Linked DNA regions of Homo sapiens: region 2 is linked to region 1. The links are chromatin contacts, found by Hi-C or POLR2A ChIA-PET in ENCODE. All regions are on one chromosome and are shown on one strand. The core of a region is the stretch at or near the end of the contact, and the rest is flanking DNA. Distances in the headings are between cores, read along the strand shown. Region 1 overlaps LOC101928306 (a long non-coding RNA gene). Region 2 overlaps LOC101928306 (a long non-coding RNA gene).

What was found. Hi-C counts contacts between places; a loop is a spot of excess contacts on that map. ChIA-PET counts read pairs that join two places held with the same protein, here RNA polymerase II (POLR2A). Pooled maps may share reads with other maps.
Region 2: a loop to region 1 is called in a map of natural killer cell, with 2.8 times the contacts of the local background. The contact joins two enhancer-like sites. A Hi-C loop is called at or near these places in 3 of 168 maps with a recorded cell type or tissue (B cell, natural killer cell and transverse colon) and 2 of 50 pooled maps. POLR2A ChIA-PET finds 5 or more read pairs at or near these places in 2 of 52 experiments (B cell and activated CD4-positive, alpha-beta T cell).

What each region holds. Positions count from the first base shown.
Region 1 is chr4:4,942,174-4,947,422 of GRCh38, forward strand. All of the region lies in intron 2 of LOC101928306 (a long non-coding RNA gene), which reads left to right. Among named protein-coding and RNA genes, the nearest start is that of CYTL1, 75 kb to the right of the region's middle. Within about 2 kb of position 1,943, at least 6 of the 41 ENCODE cell types and tissues checked have a DNase peak (open chromatin) inside an H3K27ac peak, as active enhancers do.
Region 2 is chr4:4,988,242-4,993,490 of GRCh38, forward strand. LOC101928306 (a long non-coding RNA gene) reads left to right here. Exons shown (of 3, transcript NR_125893.1): 3 at 241-430. Among named protein-coding and RNA genes, the nearest start is that of CYTL1, 29 kb to the right of the region's middle. Within about 2 kb of position 3,195, at least 12 of the 41 ENCODE cell types and tissues checked have a DNase peak (open chromatin) inside an H3K27ac peak, as active enhancers do.

The DNA.
Region 1 (5,249 bases), core at 693-3,192:
AAATCTTCCATAATCGTGAGATAACTGGCCAGGTTATTATGTGACAGTCCTACTGACTTGTGTCAGGGACCTAAATTTTAATGGCAGCTCAGCTACTTTTTAGCTATGTGAACTTCGACAAGATCTTTTCTCTCTCTGAGCCTTATTTTTCTTCTCTGTATAGTAGGAGAAATAGCTCCTTTTTAATAGAGGTCTTACCAGGATACAGTAAATGATTTGATGGAAAAGCATATTATGAGAAAGCACTGTGAAGACATTCTTACTATTACCCCACGTCATAGGTTTCTTGAGTTGCTATACTTAGCTCCAAATAACTTCTGATGCTAAAATTAATCAAATCCAGGCTATCGGCTGCTTTAGAACAGGGATATCATTATCAAAAGTAATGAAAGCAACAACCACAGCATCCATGATAAAATAACAATAGGAATACAGTTGGCCCTCTGTATCCATGGGGGATTGGGTCCAGGACCCCCGAGGACATCAAAATCCATGGATGCTCAAATATCTTCTAATCAGCTCTCAGTACCCATGGGTCCCATGTGGACACTGAGGGCTGGCTTTACCATCGTATTTACAATTGCACTTCCTAGTGGTATCTCAAACACTAAGATGTAGTACTTATTCCAATGAATATTTGCTGAGTGAATGAATGAATGAATGAATGAATGAATTGGCAACAACAGTGATACATTTGAAAAACATTTCTCTGGTTTTAAAAGTGGTTTCCAAAGGGGAACTCTAGAAAAATATCTAGGTGAGGCGCCCTGGGAAGCCAGAGTTTTACCTGCTTTGAGGAGTAATTACTCATCTCTATAGATAGATTGTAAATGTTTTCTTCAAAAATCCCTAGCAGGCTTGCAGAGCCACGCTCAGTGTTTGTCTTTTCTCTTCAGCCAAATAAAACAGTTCTTCAAGCCAAAAGTTCTTATCTTTATTCTCTGTGGCACAGTCTAGCCCCTAAACTTTGATAATTGGGGGAAAGAGAAATTGGCATATTATTGACGACCACAGATGTGTCCAGCATTTTCAAATGTCAATTCCTTGGTTCTCACAAACTCAGAGGGAAGCATTAGAATCCACAATTTACAGATGGGGCTCTGAGCTCAGCAATATTGTGGAATTTGAACCCAGGGAACAGTTCAGGTTGGTTCTGGCTTTTTCCCTGGCCCACGATGGCACTAAATACTTGCTATTTGATTGCTTTATCAGTTAACTGAAGCTACTATTAAGGCAATAGCAATTTGGCATGGAACAAAATGATATAATACCTCTCAGTACCCCAGCTCTCAGGGCAACATCCTGAACCCCACCAGGCTCAACGAATGTTGATTCTGACAATGGTGATGGCTTCTAGAACCGAATTATCTTTTTATCAAACCCAGGATTTTCAAATCGGCCAAGCACAACCAGAAATTTCTAGGATTCTTCTGGGTTTGAAAACATCACTGTTGTCCAAGCCCCTCATTTTCCAGTTGAGAAGACTAAGCTCCAAAAATAAGTGACTTCTTAGGGTCACACAGCTAGTTAGTGGCAGAGCTTGAGTTTGTTGGAAAGTTCTCTCTCTCTCTCTCTCTCTCTCTCTCACACACACACACACACACACACACACACACACACACACAGCCAGGCTGAGGCAGGGGTTGTGGGGTGGGGGTGTGATACTACCAGCTTTTTACCATGAGGGACCAGGCCACAAGCAATGCTTCTCATCACCCCCTGCCTTTCAGAGTGGGGTTGAGAAACTGGTGGAGGCTGAAGGCCTCTGCACCCTGGAGGCCAGGGGAGTCTGTGGACAATGAACACATTTGAACGGCAGCCTCTCAGCCCGTACATTTGTGCAGTGCTCCCTGGGACTGATTTCCCCCGCCGGCCCTTTATTAAAAGCATGACTGAGCTTCAGAAGCAGCCTGGCTGGCAGAGGAGACTTGTGAAAGAGCAGTGGCACGGTGGATTGTGAGCTGTCAAAACAGGAAACAGATTCGCAATGGTGGTTTCAGGCTGGTTGACTCCGTGTGCGAGGGAACCAGCCCGTGACGTGAAGGTCTGTTTTGGCAGGCTGTGGGCAGCTGAGGCATTTCTATCACATGGGTTGGGGACTTCAAATGGTCCAGCAGCTGCCCCTTTTTGCCTCTCGGAGTGAATGGCTGGGTAGAACTGATTCTGCACAAAGACCAGCTCTGCTTCCTGAGAGAAAGAGCTCTGCCCTGTGCCCTGTGCAGAGTTTCAACACTCACCTGCTGTGTGATCTTGACACATTACTTAGTCTCTCTGTGCCTCAGCCTCCTCCTCTTTCAGATGGGGGCAAGAGTAGTGGAGAGTAAATGAAATGCGTAATTAAATGGTTCATCCTCTAATATTATGGATATTAAGTAATTTCAGAGCAATGCAAACAGAGGCACTCAGCACAGGTTGGTTAATGCTCTTGACTATCCCTGACCCTGTACCTTCTGATGCAGGCCAATGAGAGGGAGTTTTGGCTACTTCAACTCTGCCTGGGGTCATCAACCCAAAGTTTTTGGACCTGAGCATTTATCCCTAAAATTAACATCAACTGCTCATTGAGCAGCTCCAGTTTACCTGGCATTGTTTTTGTCCCTTGTACATAGCATCTCATTTAATTGAAACAACAAATCTGTGCACTAATCATACAATAAAACTAGCCAGTGAGCATTATTTGAACATTTGAGGTGGACTTTTAAGCACTTTGCATGTATTAACTCTATTAATTAGGTTTTAGGTCTTATTTCCCCCATTTTGCTCATAGAGAAACTTGCAGCTTAGATAGCTGAACTGAACAGACCAGGTCTGGGCACTGCAGATCATGGGGAGACTTAATTTCCTCTGGATAAAACCTCTCTCTCTCTCTCTGTCTCTCTCTCTTTCTCATACACCCCCCCACACACATACACACACCGTCACACATGTGTGCAACTGTGCATGGAAATAGCATTATTGGAATGGTAGGGAAGGGGTTCCATGGGCTATCCAGGTGGCCTGCCTTGGCCTGTAAGCTCACCTCCCTGGAGCCCAGTGTAGGGTGGAAGTGGCTGGGGGCCGGGAGGATGAGCTAAAGAGGCCCATGAGCAGCAGAGGCAGGGGCTGTGCCATAGCAGGGCAGGCAGGAGGCTGGAGGACAGTTGAAAGAGATGGTGTATTAGTCCATCTTCACACTGCTGAAAAAGACATACCCGAGACTGGGTAATTTATAAAGAAAAAGAGGTTTAATGGACTCACAGTTCCATGTGGCTGGAGAGGCCTCACAGTCATGGCCGAAGGCAAAAGGCATGTCTTACATGGTGGCAGGCAAGAGAAAATTGAGAGAACCAAGTGAAAAGGGCAACCGCTCATAAAATCATCAGATCTTGGGACTTATTCACTACCACAAGAACGGTGTGGGGGGAACCACCCCCATGATTCAATTATCTTTCACTGGGTCCCCCCCACAACACATGGGAATTATGAGAGCTACAATTCAAGATGAGATTTGGGTGGGGACACAGCCAAACCGTATCAGATGGGATGGGGGCTGGATGTCATGCTGGGTCCTGGCTTGCCAGTTTTTCTGGCATCAGGAGGATCTACAGGGGAGTCTAGATTTTCTGGCAAGCCAAAAAATATCCATGTTTCATTGGCTGCCTCTGCTCTGAATGCACTCATCCCTCCCACAGCCCCAAGCTCTCCCTAGTGAGTGAACTTTTATTCATTATTTCAGATCAGTTTGGGGGTTCCTCCTTGACTGCCCAAGAGAGTGGTTCCCTGGGCTCCCATGGCATTTGGAACTTTCTTCCACCAGAGCATCTGCTTGTAGCCTGAGTTCTGCTCTTGACTGAAGGAACCCTCAGGGCCATCTGGGTTCTGCCCAGCTTAGCACAGGGGCGTGGGACATAATGGGAGATGAATAAAAGTTGGTTGACTGATGAAAAATAGGAAGCCTCAGGGAGGAGGATCCAAAAGGAGTTTTTAATTAAAAAGGGGGAAAGAGGAATGAATACAACAATCTCATTGTACAGATCAGAAGGCTGGGACTTGGCCAGTGTTATGGGGCTGAACTGTGTCCTCCCAAATCCATATGTTGAAGTCCTAACCTCCAGTAGCTCAGAATGTGACAGTATTTGGAAATAGAGGCTTTAAATATGTAATTAAGTAAAACGGAGGGTTAGAGTGGCCCCTTATCCAATATGGCTGGTGTCCTCACAAAAAGGGGAAATTGGACACAGAGGCACAGACAGACAGAAAACCGTGTGAAGACACAGGGAGAAGACGGCCATCTAGAAGCCAAGGAGAGGGGCCTGGAACTTATCCTCCCCTCACAGCCCTCGGGAAGAACCAACACTGCCCACACCCTGATCTTGGACTTCTGGCCTCCAGAACTGTGAGAGAATACACTTCTGATGTTGAAGGCTTCAAGGCTGTGGTACTTTGTTCCACAGCCCTAGCTGATTCACACAGTGAGTTGAAGTGACTTGTTTATTGCCACAGGCCTCGTGGTGGCAGAGCAAAGATTTAAACCCAAGTCAGCTTACTCCAAGGCCCGTTTGTTGATCTCCCCACTCTGTGCATCTTTCTTAGGCGTTCTCCCATCTTCCTTTTGGGAGAAGAACCGTTCTTGTATTTACCCAGCCCCTACTACTGGCACTCAAGTAAAACTCCATTTGGTCAGGAGGAGAATGGAGATTCTGAAGCAGGATGGTGAATGGAAGAGTTACATTCAATGGGCCAGGCGTGGTGGCTCACGCCTGTAATCCCAGCACTTTGGGAGGCCAAGGCGGGTGGATCACCTGAGGTCAGGAGTTTGAGACCAGCCTGGCCAACATGGTGAAACCCCATCTCTACTAAAAATACAAAAATTAGCCAGGCACGGTAGCATGTGCCTGTAATCCCAGCTACTCTGGAGGCTGAGGCAGGAGAATCGCTTTAACCTGGGAAGCAGAGGTCTCAGTGAGTTGAGATCACGCCATTTGCACTCCAGCCTGGGTGACAAGACAAGAGTGAAATGCCATCTCAAAACCAGACAAAAAAATTCAATAAACAAAACAAGTGCTTACTATTTCATCTTGATGAAATTTTTATTGTAAAGACCATCAACCTTTACATTGACCCTTTCTGTGCATCTTATCTCAGGAATGAAAGCTTTACAACTGTTTGGAAACAAATGTGTCTGCGTTAAGTCCCTTCACATATAAACTAATGAACACACAATGAGGTGGACATCAGTGGTGCCTCCAGGCCTGGGGCCCAGCATCTGG
Region 2 (5,249 bases), core at 1,945-4,444, 47 kb after region 1:
TAACTATGATAAGGTTTAATTTATAAATTAGGCAGGCACGATAAGAGATTGACAACATTAATAATAAAATAGAACAATCATAACAATCTACTGTAATATAAGAACAATTATAACAATCTACTGTTATTACAACAATCTACTGTAATAACAATTATAACAATCTATTATAATAAAAGTTATGTGAATATGGTCTCTTTCTCTTTCAAAATATCTTATTGTACTGTACTCATCTACTTCCAGAGCTCAGTTGATCGTGGATAACTGACATAAGGAAGGCAAAAGTGGGTGAAGGAGGCCTGCTGAATTGGGAAATTGTTAGACAACATTCTACAACGGCTGAACAGTGCTTGTCATTTCAGTGCTGTACAAGAATATTAATGATGTGGAAAGCTGTCCATTATAATAAAGTTCAAAAAGAACTTGCAAAATACAAGATGCATTATGATCCCATTTGGTATAAATATTGGAAATGTATGCATCAGTGTCTAAGGATTGGGATTCAGGAGGTTTTCCTTTTCTCCCAGCTCATCTGTGGTCTTCTCTATTTCTATAAGAACAGGTATTGTGTAAAACAAAAACATTTGCATTTACTACGGTCCCTCCCTGCTTTCTACCGAGTCTGTGTTACTGGGCACAGAGATGGTCCTGGAAGAACAGAGATCTTAAGAAGGAACGGGCCTGTTCCAGGAGCTGGGAATTTGATTGCCTTTTTGTCCCACGGTGATCCCTCCAGGTCCCCAGGTTGGGTTGAGAGCTCTGTCACAACAACCTTTGGGTTGTGGTCCATGCCCATGTCACGCAGTAGAGGGTTCCTCTGTAAAGTAGAAATAATCGCCTCCACTCTCCCTGTTGGAAATTGAATGGCTTTATGCACGTAAAGCACCCAGCCCGAGGCCTGGTACACACTGAGTGCGCAGTAAAAGCCCAGCCATGGGCACCCTACCTTGTGCTCTTCTCTCAGCTGTCCTTGTGCTTCTCTGCTTCCATTCCTGATTCCTCCTCGCTCCGTCTTTTCTCACCTTCCGTCTCTAGTCCTTACTCCCATAATTCCTTCTTTCTTTTGCTGTCTCAGCAAGACAGGAGCAATCCTTGTTATCAAGACCAAGTTTTTTCCCAATGGTGTTATCTCATCGAAGCCTCCTAACCTTGCCGTCAAATCAGTGGTGTCATGCCCATTTTACAGAAAAGGAAACTGAGGCCCTGCATGATGCACTGTGCATTGGGATTGGTTTTGGATGGCTGTCTCAAGTCTCCAACGATCCTGTAAGCACTAAGGGTAAAGACTGCGTCTCCTTCACCCTCTGTATCCCACACCCCCTACCATGCACCCATCTTGTGAAGCCAAAAGAGGTGGGGCCTGGGTGAGCAGGAAGGATCTAGTATGACAGTGGCGGTGAGAGGATTATGCCACGGTGTAGAAAGAGTAGTTAGATTTAGAACTCTTAGCTCCTGTTCGGGCGGCCTCAAGCCAGTAGCTAAGTTCTCTAAGCCCAGTTTCCTCATCTGTAAACCAGAGATAATAACAGTCCCCACACTCCATGGGCCTCTGTGATGATTAAACGAGAAACATACATAAAACTCCTAACAGGAGAACCGGGTGGGCCATGTATGTGCAGGCAGGTCAGCCGGGTGGCGCAGTGCTCTGGACTGGAGGCAGGGTGTCGTCTTCAGCTTCCTCACCTGGGGCAATGACTCTGCCCCAGCCTTACCAGCCTGGTGTTCTGGGTGCTAATGGAGTGGGGGTGGCACTCAACTGAGGGTTGGGGGCTTCACAGCAAATTCATTTCCACCCACCCAGACCATCCCCTGCCCTCTTTCTTAACAGGACTCATGAAAACCGGGTCACATTTTCCCTTTGCTCTTGATGAACCAATAACCTTGAACATCTGAAAATAAAACGTCTATGGCCCCCACAGCCTACTGAGGTTGTGTGGCTCTGCAGACATTATAAAACATCAAATTAGATGGAAAATTGCCCGGGGTCCCTGTAAATGAAAATTACTCTTTTTTATAGGGGGAAAAAATGACCCTTATAATCGCAACAAACAATTCTGGGCTCTTCCTTTTATTAGCCGGCTCACATGGCAAGCAGTATTTTCTCATTCCACCGCTTTGGCCCCAACCCATGTTTTTACCACATTTTACTTTGCACATTTTCACAGCATTGTAACATGAAAATGAGGTTCTGCCCTTGTCTTGAGTTCCTGTTGGAAGGGGATGTTTTGCCTCCGCAAAGTTTTAGCCTCCTGGTGAGTGCTGGCTGGATCCAGGCTTGGTGTAGGGTGGTGAAAGAGCACTGGATAGGGGGTTAGATGACTAAGCCTGCTGTGTGACTTCCAGCTGGTTGCTTAACCTCTCTGGGCTGCACTTTCTTCCTCCATGATAGGAGAGGGCTGGATTGGGTTAGGGATGGCACAGTCAATGCCTCTAGGTGCCAGCAAGGTGATGTCCATGTGTGATGGCCCTGTGTAAAACACCCTCGACCTCCATGGGGTCAAGCCAGGGCTTGTGGCCTCCCATTCTTGTCCACATCCCGACATAAAAACTTAGGCATTTTTTTTCTTTTTTCCTGTAGAACCTCACAAGAATATTTTGGAAACAAGACAAAGAGGGAGGATGCTGTTGGCTGTAGCTCAGAGCTTCTCAACACAGGGCTGATTTGGGCCCTGATTTGGCCATGTCTGGGGCGTTTTTGGCTGTCATGACTGGGCCATCATCTGGTGATGCTGCTGACATCCTGTGGGTGGAGGCCGGGTCTGTGGCTAAACACCCCACAGTGCAAAGCCCCACCACCGACAAAGGACTAGGTGGCCCCAGACGCCCCCAGTGCCCAAGGCTGAGAGCCCTGCAGCAGGGCGGGGTTGGGTTGGATTTGGGAGTGGAGACTGGCTGGCCTGGGTGGGTCCCTGCCACTGGCTTGACACCCTGTGATGCAAAGCAGTGCCCGTGGAGCCTTGGATCGCTGGCTGTCAGCCACATGAGTCAGCAGGGCCCGAGCACAGCCTCCATGCTCTCTGGCTGTGATGGGCCTACAGACTGACCTTTGTCAAGGGCTGGAGAACCTCGGACGGCTGCCACCAAGCCCCAGGCAGAGCCTAAAGATTTGTCAGGGTTGGGGGTGGGGGACCAAAGATGCTGGTTAAGTGTTGAGGAGTGAGGAAGCCACAGTGACTAAGCCGCGCCTGGGCGCCGCGGGCTGATCCTAATGAAGCCTAGCCAGTCTCTCCTCCACAGTTTTGACACAGTTAGAAAAACTTTCTCTTGTTTAACTGGAAACAGCCACCCACACTCACCCTTTCACATACCAGTTGCCTTCTTGCAGATCATAGGAAATAAACTGACCTTTTAAAAAATCACAAGTGAAATATAAGGAAACAGAGTGAGCGGAGGCGTTTAGGGGTCTTGAATTCGGCCCACTGGGCAGGAGTGAGCAGGAGTGAGATATGTGAGGCTGTGTGAGTCCATCCTGCCTCCACTCTCTGTGCTCCCGTCTGTGGAGTGGGGCAGTGGACACGGGCTCCTCAAGCCTGCTGGCTCTCTCGGTTTAGGTGTCTCCTGACGGGAGTGGGAATCCGGGCAGGGGCGGGTGGCTGCTTCTCAGGGCCTTCTCACGGCTCCCTTCTCGGGACATTTCATTCACAGATTTGTGAATCTGCAGTTTTGGGAGGATGACTAAAGGTCACTTTGTCCAACCTCAAATGCAGATATGCCCTCTACTTTCTTCCCAAGAGGTAACATTGTCTCTCCTTGGTGGCTCCTGGGATGAGGGGCTTACTCCTATGCCCAGGCCAGCCAATTTCATTCCTGGACACCCCTGGACAGCTCTCGCTTCCGTGCGTGCTGTTTTTTTTTTCCTTTTTTCTTTTTTTTTTTTTTTTGAGACAGACTCCAGCCTCGCTCTGTCGCCCAGGCTGGAGTGCAGTGGTGCCATCACCACTCACTGCAACCTCGTCCTGCAGACTCAAGCGATCCTCCCACCTCAGCTGGGATTACAGGCATGTGTTACCACACCTGACTAATTTTTGTATTTTTAGTAGAGACAGAGTTTTGCCATGCTGCCCAAGCTGGTCTTGAACTCCTGGACGCAAGAGATCCTCCTGCCTCAGCCTCCCAAAGTGCTAGGGTTATGAGTGTGTGCCACTGTGCCTGGCCTCCATGCGTGCTCTTAATTCTACTTTTTGGCACCAACTGGAACAAAGCTAATAATCACCTCCAGCCCCAGATGGAAGCAAGGCACACAGCCACAGAGCTCTTGGGTATTTTTCTTTTCTTTTTTTTTTTTTTTTTTTTTTTTCGAGATGGAGTCTCACTCTGTCGCCCAGGCTGGAGTGCAGTGGAGTGATCTCAGCTCACTGCAAGCTCCACCTCCCGGGTTCACGCCATTCTCCTGCCTCAGCCTCCCGAGTAGCTGGGACTACAGGTGCCCGCCATTACGCACGGCTAATTTTTTGTATATTTAGTAGAGAAGGGGTTTCACCGTGTTAGCCAGGATGGTCTCGATCTCCTGACCTCATGATCCGCCCGCCTCGGCCTCCCAAAGTGCTGGGATTACAGGCTTAAGCCATCGTGCCCGGCCAGCTCTTGGGTATTTTATCTGTTCCAAGTCTTCCTAGTTTTAGGGTGAGCACCCCGAGATTCTTCATCTGACGCTCCTAGTGGCTATTTGGGTGTGTGTTTGGGGGTCCCTCCTCTTGGCACACACATCAGTGTTCACTCTGGGTTGGACTGCACGCTGGGACAGGTGCCGTGAGCTGTATCCAGGGGGCATCACCTCCCATATTCTGGCCGCTCTACTCCTATTGATGTGGTCCAGTACCATCCAAAGCATTTACAACAATATTAGCAAGGCCCTGTTAATTATTTTTAAGTGGGAATAAAACAGGTTTTCTAGGTCTTGAATCATATTTGTGGCTAACAATCCAAAAAACCATGGGGAAATGCCAGAAGAAAAAAGTGATTTAGGGACACAGGAGGTAGATTCCATTCCACTCATCCAGGTCATGGCCATATAAGATCCAGGAATCATGCCTGTCACTCCCCTGCCCTTCTACTGATTGTTCTGGTCCATAGGCTTCCCATCCCCCACCTGCCACCTCCTCTTCAGCCCTCCTGCTGCTGTCCCCCCACAGCCCATGGGCTCTCACCTGGACTAGTGCAGCAGCCTCCTGGGGGGCTCCCTGGATCCTCCAGCCTCCACACAGCAACCAGAGCAACCTTTCTAGAACACAAGAATGCTCACTCACCTCCCT